Linked DNA regions of Homo sapiens: region 1 is linked to region 2. Evidence: chromatin loops called from intact Hi-C (ENCODE). Cell type or tissue: GM12878. All regions are shown on one strand.

Region 1 (5,000 bases), 240 kb before region 2:
TAGGGTTCACTCTTGGTATTCATTCTGTGGGTTTGGACAAATGTATAATGACATGTATCCACCCATTATGGTATCATACAAAGTAGTTTCACTGCCATAAAAATCCTCTGTGCTCCCCCTATTCATCCCTCTTCGCCAGCCCCCAACCCCTGACCTTTTTATTGTCTCACAGACTTGCCTTTTCCAGACTATCATACAGTTGGAATCATAAAGTATGCAGCCTTCCAGATTGCCATCTTTCACTTAGTCATATGCATTTAAGGTTCCTCCATATCTTTTCATGGTTTGATTGCTCATTTCTTTTTAGTGCTTAATAATAGTCCATTGTTTGGATGGATCACAGTTTACTAATCTATATTCACCTACTGAAGGGTATCTTGGTTTTTCCAAGTTTTGACAATTATGAATAAAGCCGTCATAAACATCTATGTGCACGCAGGCTTTTGCGTAGGCATAAGTTTTCTCAAGGATTTTTTCAAATCTATCTTTTTTTTTTTTAGATGGAGTCTCACTCTGTCACCCAGGCTGGAGTGCAGTAGTGCGATCTCAGCTTACTGCAACCTCTGCTTCCTGGGTTCAAGCGATTCTTCTGCCTCAGCCTCCCGAGTAGCTGGGACTACAGGCGAGCACCACCACACACAGATAATTTTTGTATTTTTAGTAGAGTCAGGGTTTCACCATACCCGGCTAGGCTGGTCTTCAACTCCTGACCTCGTGATCCTCCTGCCTCGGCCTCCCGAAGTGCTGGGATTACAGGCTTGAGCCACTGCGCCTGGCTGGAAACATCTTTTTAATGAACTCACCAAATTTTATTTGTAGCTACAAAGCAACAACTAACTTTCTTACCTAATCATTTCAGCTTCTGGCTAACCTTCTTACCTCTTTTACATTAAAGCCCCCTTCGGAATTAGAGCTTTTAATACCTAGGCATCTTGAGTGTCCTGTTTGGGTACCAGGTGAGCATTTGATGAGTTCATTCCACTGAACTCAAAACACCAGTATTTCATAAGTAAAGTATAATAAAATAAAAATTGAGATGTCTGAATATTAATATAACCCAGTACCTGCCTGCTGTTTTGTCTGGTTGGGTTTTTGAGAACTCATCTTTTTTATTTTATTTTTTCAGACAGAGTCTCGCTCTGTCTCCCAGGCTGGAGTGCAATGGCACGATCTTGGCTCACTGCAACCTCCGCCTCCCAGGTTCAAGTGATTCTCCCACCTCAGCCTCCCGAGTAGCTGGGATTACTGGCACCCGCCATCATGCGCGGGTAATTTTTTTTGTATTTTTGTAGAGACAGAGTTTCACCATGTTGGCCAGGCTGATCTCGAACTCCTGACCTCAGGTGATGCCTCCACCTCAGCCTCCCACAGTGCTGGGATTACAGGCATGAGCCACGGTGCCCAGCCAAGAACTCATCTATCTTTAATCATTATCCAGGTTTGGGCACATTCAGAATTTAATTTCTAAAGGGAGAAGGAAGGCATTAGGATTTCAGCATGTGAACCTATTTGATGAGCAAAATTCAATCTTTGAAGGCTCTTGGTATTGATTTTGTTATAAATATAAAAAATACTGCCTGGTCAGCAGCCCTAATCTTAAGGAACATTATGACAGGAAAAGCAGTAGTCTCTGGAGGCCAGCTGCAGAATTTGGAACCAGAAGCCTGGCATACATCATGCCGAAGGCATAGGCTATATTTGGTGACATGACTCAACCTAGCCAAATATAGGCAACAGATACAGTGTGACTCTGGGGATCTACACTACCAAATCCTACAACCTAGAAAAGATCCATACGTCAACTAGGCAATTCTATGCTAAGCATTTGCCAGTTGGAAGAACCAATATTTACCAACAGACTGACTTAGAATAGGTGGGGGCAGGAGGTGCTAAAAAGAACAGTATGTACTATCATATCCTTTTAAGACACTAACTAAAGTAACCAAGTCAAAAAATAAAAGGAGAAAAGACCAGAGGAAATCCTCCTTTACATTAGCAGTATATATAAGTATTACTTTCATTAATTAGGTAAAATAAGTTATTTTCTAAAGAATAATCCAGATATTACTACTACTGATAATTCAACAGGAAATAATAAAAATAAATGCTGCCATTTCAAACACACAAACACCAAAAAGTATCAAATGTATCTGCAGCACAATTAGATTTCACGCTATCTATAAGCTTTTCTTTTTCACAGTCATGCCAACAATGTTGACAACATGGTGCAGGCCAAGGAATGATAATAGGGAATAACTCTAAAGTGACAAGTAGCATAAAATTTTTAAGGATCAACTTTTGATTGATTCACCCTATAAAAATGTGGATACTCCAAAGAAAAGCAGGGTGTTTGCAGAGGAGTCTTCAGTGAGCACCATTAAAAATTTCTAATGCACACAAATATATACATACACATACATTTGCAGTTGTTGATTGCCTAACTAGAAGTGCTGCTCCTACCTCTGCTCCTGCTAATTTTGTTTAGCTCACATCTAAGTAAATCAAAACTATACCGTCATAAGTAATATTTTAAAGGAGGTAGTCCTCCTACCCCTGCACATCTTCTGTTTTTACAAACTCCACTTGAGACTTGCAGCAAGATGGCGCTGTGGGGACCTGGACATCGGACAGCAAAGCTCAAGAAATGTGTAATAAATCCACTGGTTTTGAATGCCAACTTTATATACTTACACAAATGCAGAAGACATAGCAATATGAACAAAACAGCATTCAATATGTTCTATAATTTAATGGTATAAATTTAATTTTTAATAATTTAGTGTATTGACACAAAAATAACTCCCCAAATCAAAATCAGTAAGCTTATTCTACCCCCTTATCTATCTGTGCTACAACCAACTTCCAACAAAGACATTCCCATGCAAAATCACAAAGAAGGAACTGGCTGAGACAGATATCAGCTGAAGAGTCTTGTCCCCTCCCAAAGAGCCACTTAAAATTCACTAAACACACAGAGTTTAGGCTAAACAAAACCCTTCTCTGCTACAAATTTGGCTTTCAGCTCAAAAGCCAGTACTTACAAAAATCTTTGAATTAATGGCTTTCCTAACTCTCCACACTGCCATTTCCCTTCCCACATCAGGCACTCCAGCCATTCAGAACTGCTGGCCCATAACTTCAACTTCTGGGTAACTCCCTCTACCTAGAAGGCCCTCCTCTCTCTCTCTGCCCCTCAATGTCTTACCACTCAAGCCTCCACACTTTTGTCCCAGCAGTTCCCCTGCTAGGCCTCACATCTTATGAGAAGCCTTCCCTGCCCCACATCATCCTTGCTTTGATTCAGATAACCCTCTGTACTCCTTCCAGTATTCTTTACACTTATTACACCATATTTACATTACTTGTTTTAATCTCTTGCTGTAGGGCAATGAGATCTTTATGGATTTTGGGTGTGCTACCCCAGAGCCTGGAGCAGAGAAAGGTGCTCAATAAACAACTGTGGAAAATGAATGAAGCAAAGTCAGCAGTTGATGATCTCTCTGCCATGGAAGATGCAGTGTAATGGGTAGAGTCAAGCCGGTATCATCTTGTGACCTAAGTCAAATTATTTAGCTTTGCTGAACCTCAGGAAAACAGAGATAATTCCATTGACTTCACAGAGCTGTTGTGAGACAGTCTTGAGATAATGTTTGCAGAATGCCAAAAAAAATCCCTCAATATGCAGTAGGTACTTAACAAAATTAATTCCTTTCCCTTCCCCAGTAATAAGCCGAAGATAACCAACAATTTTCCACTTGTAAGAGAAAGGACAAGTAGGATTTATTTTGGCCAAAAAGTTCCAAACTGGAACCTTGGAAAAGGGAGGGGCAAATCTGGGGGATATTTCAGCTTCAGAAAAATGAGAATTTGCTAGTGTCCTTGGTTAAAAACAGGGATATAAGTCTTCTCAGGAAGAGAGAAAAGAACAAAACCTAACCCCTTACTTTCATCAAAGCCAAACTGGCAAAGATACATAATAATTTTAATGAAAACTTCAAAAATTCAACCTAAAATTTTTCTTTTCAATAAAACCAGAGAGGATCTTCATTTTGAACCAAAACCCCAAATTTAATGTTTCAATTGTAATATGATGATTGAAAAACAGATTGTAGTAGTGGCAAAAGAAAATAACACTTATCTGTAAGATGGGAGAGGTCAATGGAATATGTTTCTACAGATGGAGGAAGGTTTCATAGAAGGGAAGGACTGCTTTGACTACAACTCGGGGCAGGTGCGAAGCTGCAAGATCTAAAAGCATCTAAGAATTTCAGGCAGAAGGGAATGTCCAGAGAGAAACTAGTAAGAAGCTGACCCAATTAAGGAATTCAAAAGATTTCCTACTGCCAGTAAAGCTAACAACAAACCAGCAAGCAGGAAGGCTATTTTTATCCTTGCCAGAAGCCTTCTGACTCTAGATGCTACATTTAGAGGACAGAGCAACAAGATAACTTGCCTTAAGAGGATGTTATGATACCAGAGATTAATGGCAATTTTTTAAGCTCTAAAAAACTCGGCAAAACTAGGTGTAGTTTTTGTCCAAGCTAAGCCAGCCAAAGTCAGTTGGAAAAAAAAAGGTGAAAAAAATATAATGGAAAGAAAAGTGGAAAAACAGACCAAGTAGTAGAAAAAATTAAAGCAATCCAGAAAAAAAGCCAAGGCAGTAAATTAAAATTCTCCTACCTTGCAAAAAGTTTGCTTAAAAGAAGCATGTGTTACAAGAGACATATATTAAAAGAACCAATGAATAAAGAACTGGCCCCAAGGTGAAAATAATTTTGACAAATGGCTCTCTGTGCTGACATGAACATAAAAAAACACCAAGATAAACTTATGAAATCTCTAGGGACCACAAGCTAAGTCAGTGTAAATGATTGAGAACTTTAGAGATAAGAGAGAGAAGCCACAAGAGATCTAATTAGACTTTTCTCTGACTACAGAAACTAAAGAGAATTAAGACTGAGTTTCTTATTTATAACCATTATTTTATAAAATAGAATGCT
Region 2 (5,000 bases):
AAGAAAGGCCCATGTCCCTTGCTAGAACAAAATGATTTAATCCACCAAAATTTCTTTCAGGGAATGCACTTGAGGAGTTAGAACAAATATTTGGGGAGCAAGTGGGTAGGGCTATGGATGGCGAGGGCTGCTACTATACAACCTAAGAATACACTGTCTCCTGAAGTTATGCAACTCGTGGGTACTGGGAGACCCCGATGGCATACATTGATAACAAGTGTGGCTCCTATGTTGCCTTCTGGCAAGGTCAGCCCTGTTTCCTAGAGGGCCCAGTTTTGGAGAAGCCCCAGTAATTTACTTAAATAAAAACCCACCTGGGCACAGTGGCTCATGCCTGTAATCCCAGCACTTTGGGAGGCTGAGGTGGGCAGATCGCCTGAGGTCAGGAGTTTGAGACCAGCCTGGCCAACATGGCGAAACTCCATCTCTACTAAAAATACAAAAATTAGCTGGTCGTGGTGGTGCATGCCTGCAGTCTCAGTAACTCGGGAGGTACTGGGAGACCAATTATTGTACTGATCATTATCAGTACAATATCAAATCAGTATCCGTACCTTGTAGGGAGCAGTATTTCTTTGCACAACTCAAGGGAAGAAGGGCAGATAGAAGAACACTACTTGGTGGTTGCATGAGATTCTTTAAGATTTTGATGTGAACTGTAGGATCAGACCCCACCCTGTGATCACAGAGATCTTCTGAAAAATCTACAGGTCTACAGGAATGCATCTTTTTTTGTTTTTGTTTGTTTGTTTTTTGGTTTGTTTTTTGGTGAGTAGCAACAAGGAGGCTGAGTTCCAAGTCCAGACCGAACCTGCATCAGGGAGGAGGGACATCTGGTTTACATCAGTGATGACTCTTTTTCATTCATTTATTGAGCACCTACTGTATACAGGCAGTGATGGAGGAACAGGGAGCATACCTATTCTAAATAGATAAGTCCACATTGTTGTGTGTGATAAAATACACATAACTTAAAAGTTACCATCTTAACTACTTTTAAGTGTACAGTTCAGTGGCATTAAATACATTCATATTGTTGTGCAGCCATCCCCGTTGTTCATCTCCAGAACTTTCTCATCTTGCAAAACTGAAACTCTACCCATTAAACAAAAACTCCCCCTTGCTCTCCACCCTCGCAACCACCATTCTGTTTCCTGTCTCCTTGAATTTGACTGCTCTAGGAACCTCATTTAAGTGGAATCATACAATCTTTGTCCTTTTGTGTCTGGCTGATTTCACTTAACATAATGTCCTCAAGGTTCATCCATGTTGGAGGAACACAGATCTGAACATGGATCTGAACATGGATGATCAGAATTTCCTTGCTTTTAAAGGCTGAATAAAATTCCCTTGAATGGATAGACCCCATTTCATTTATCCATTCATCTGTCTATGGATACTTGGTTTGTTTCTACCTGTTGGTTGTTGTGAATAATGCTGCCGTGATCATGGATGTATACAGATTATCTCTTCAAGACCCTGCTTTCAATTCTTTTGTCTATAAACTCGAAGTGCAATTGCTGAATCACATGGTAATTCTGTTTAAATTGTTGAAGAATGGCAAGATTATTTTCCACAGTGGCTGTACCATTTTACATTCCCACCAATAGTGCACGTGGGTTCCAATCTCTCCACATCCTTTTTATATTTATTTATGTATTCATTTATTTATTTATTATTTTTGAGACAGAGTTTCGCTCTGTCACCCAGGCTGGAGTGCAGTGGCATGATCTCAGCTCACTGCAAGCTCCACCTCCCAGGTTCACACCATGCTCCTGCCTCAGCCTCCTGAGTAGCTGGGACTACAGGCACCCGCCACCACGCCTGGCTAATTTTCTTTTTTTTTTTTTTTTTTTTTTTTTTTTTGTATTTTTAGTAGAGACAGGGTTTCACCATGTTAGCCAGGATGGTCTCCATCTCCTGACCTCGTGATCTGCCCGTCTCAGCCTCCCAAAATGCTGGGATTACAGACATGAGCCACCACGCCTGGCTCTCCACATCCTTTTTAATGCTTTTTAAACAATAGTAGCCATCCTAATGGACAGAGTTTTGATTTGCCTTGCTCTAATGATTAATGATGTTAAGCATCTTTTCCTGTGCTTATTGGCCATTTGTGTATCTTTTCTGGAGAATTGTCTATTCAAGGCCTTTGCCCATTTGTAATTGGGTTGTTTGAGGGTTTTTGTTGTTGTTGAGTTGACAAGTTTGAATTTTTGAGTCCTTGTAAGACCTACTTAATTTTTCTGGCCTTTGACTACCAAGATCCTAAGACAAGCCCCATTGACAAAATAAATAATCGATGACAATGACTTCCACACGTCACAAAATGCGTAGTATTTCTAAATCTTCCAGACTTATCATGCTTAGACCCTGTTCGGAACAACTTTCCGCTTCTGAGAAGAAACTGGGAATATCTAAGGCCCAAGCATACGGCTTATATTCCTCTCATCTAAACAGTTCTCATCTGGGTAGCTTTCATTTAGCCTTCATTTTGCAGAGGGTGGAAATACCCTTCACCCAGTTCCAAAACTGCAGCTGCTGATGTGTGAAAAAACCCCCAGAGTCACATGTCCCACAGGCAGCTGCCCTTTGACTTGAGTGTTTCTATGCAGAAACACTTTTCCTTGAAAACAAGGGAGATTGCATGATAAGTATTGAGAAAAATTTCTCTCTCCTGGTACCCCAAAGCAAAATTGAATTGGTGCAGGATTTAGGTTGTTTATTCTTAAGAATATGTTTTTTCTCACTCTAATACTTGCAAATTGGAGTCTACAGGGCAGTTATACAATAGTATACCTAAATGTGTGGTTTTTTAGCTCCAAGACATTGGTATGGTCCTTTGCACAAGGCCTGCACACTGTCTTCTGACCTGTATGCACAGCATATTGTAGAATGCATGTTGTGTTGTGTACTGTGCATTGCATTAAACAGCTGATCATCAGGGCCACAGTGTGCCAGTCATGTTGCTAAGCATTTCACATGTATTGTAAATAGTAACCAGGAAGAATCAAGAGCAGGAATCCCAACTCTGACCACTACTAGCCTTGAGATACTACCAAGCTACTGAAGTCTCAGTTTCTTTATCTGAAAAATGAAAATAATATTGAGAGGTGAAGCCAGCTGGACTTCTGGGTTGGGTGGGGACTTGAAGAACTTTTCTGTCTTACAAGAGGTTTGTAAAATGTGCCAATCAGTGCTCTGTAAAAACGCACCAATCAGGGCTCTGTGGCTAGCTAGAGGTTTGTAAAATGAGCCAATCAGCACTCTGTAAAAATGCACCAATCGGCGCTCTGTGGCTAGCTAGAGGTTTGTAAAATGGGCCAATCAGCACACTGTAAGATGGACCAATCAGTGCTCTGTAAAATGGACCAATCAGCACTCTGTAAAATGGACCAATCAGCAGGACATGGGCGGGGACAAATAAGAGAATAAATGCTGGCCACCGCAGCAGTGGCAACCCGTTGGGGTCCCTTTCCACTCTGTGAAAACTTTGTTCTTTCACTCTTCATAGTAAATTTGCTGCTGCTCACTCTTTCGGTCTTCACCACTCTTAAGAGCTGTAACACTCACCACGAGGGTCCGCGGCTTCATTCTTGTAAGTCAGTGAGACCATGAACCCACTGGAAGGAACAAACTTTGGACACAATATTATCATGTTTCATCTATTCTAAGATGCGTAATTTTTCACATTTTAGCAGATCTGGAACCACAGCATGTCACACAATCAACAGTTTTAGATTTAATAAAAAATAGTATAAACTGTTCAAGATGTTGTTATGAAAATTAAAGGAGATCCCACGTATAAAATGCGGAGCACTGGCTCTGAGGCATGGTAGTCCTGAAATGCGTATTAGCAGATACAACTTAATCTGTGTCTTCCCACTCCAGACACCCCCATAGCCGTCGAATGGACATCTCAACCTGCCCCAAGCAGGACCCTGATTTCTGTGCCCCACTCCTACCCTTGCCCAGTTTTTTCCTTCCTCGTGTACAGCTCTACCTTACACCAGCTGCTCCAGGCCAAATATCTAGGAGTCCTCTCTGAGTCCTCTTTCCTCGTTCTGAGATAAAATTCATCCCAAACCCTGTCAGCACCGTCTTCAAAATCTATCCAGAACCTGACCGTTTCTCACCACCCCCTCGACTGCCAGAGTCACCATCACCTGTTACCTTTTCATGACATCAGTCTCTTCACTCAGCTCCTGTGAATGCCGCTTCCCTCCTGGCTGTGCCCCTCCCTTCTCAGATACTCCATCCACACAGCAGGCAGAAGGATTCTTTAAAACCCAAGTCCCTCACCTCCTCAGAGCCCTCTCATAGCCTCTATCCCACTGACAACACCATCCTCGTCTCCCCACCTGCAGAGTGCTGCATGACCTGGTGTCATGAATTGAATTGTGTCCCACCAAAGTCATATGTTGAGGCCTTACTCCCAAGATGACTGTATTTGGAGATGGGGTCTTTAAGTAGATAATTAAGGTTAAGTGAGGTCATGAGGTGGGTCCCTAATCTGATGGGATTGGTGTTCTTTTAAGAAGAGGTGGCTGGACGTGGTGACTCACACCTGTAATTCCAGCACTTTGGGAGGCCAAGGCAGGAGGATCACTTGAGGCCTGGATTTCAAGACCAGCCTGGGAAAGATAGCAAGACCTGGTCTTTACAAAAAAAAAAAAATTAAATTATAAATTAAAAAGAAGAAGAAATAGCAAAGCACTCTCCTCCTGCTTATACAGAGGAAAAGCCGTATGGGAACACAGCTAGAAGGTGGCTGTCTGTAAGCTGAGGAGAGAGACCTCACCAGAAACCAACCCCACCAGCACCTTGATCTTGGATTTCAAGTCTGCAGAGCTGTGAGAAAACAAGTATCTGTTGTTAAAGCCATGCAGTCTGCAGTAGTCTGTTATGGCAGCCTGTACTGACCAATACATGGCCCCTCCTGACCTCACCTGCCCTTCCCAAGACTCTTTTCCTCTGGCAACGTGTTCCTCTGAACACACACT

What was found. Hi-C counts contacts between places; a loop is a spot of excess contacts. Peaks named below come from ENCODE experiments on the same cell type or tissue, not always from the same donor. Only the 100,000 strongest peaks of a DNase experiment are listed, where the experiment ranks them.
Region 1: a loop joins it to region 2, with 2.1 times the contacts of the local background. A loop is called at or near these places in 5 of 110 quality-filtered maps.

Annotation. Positions count from the first base shown.
Region 1 is chr5:173,923,274-173,928,273 of GRCh38, reverse strand. All of the region lies in intron 2 of CPEB4 (cytoplasmic polyadenylation element binding protein 4), which reads right to left. Among named protein-coding and RNA genes, the nearest start is that of CPEB4, 37 kb to the right of the region's middle. In GM12878, a CTCF peak has its summit at 2,600; a DNase peak (open chromatin) is centred at 4,838; H3K27ac peaks cover 260 bases.
Region 2 is chr5:173,678,397-173,683,396 of GRCh38, reverse strand. No RefSeq gene overlaps it. Among named protein-coding and RNA genes, the nearest start is that of LINC01942, 8.6 kb to the left of the region's middle. RefSeq lists an enhancer at 2,402-2,611. In GM12878, no CTCF peak of the experiment used is centred here; DNase peaks (open chromatin) are centred at 2,506 and 2,896; H3K27ac peaks cover 2,248 bases.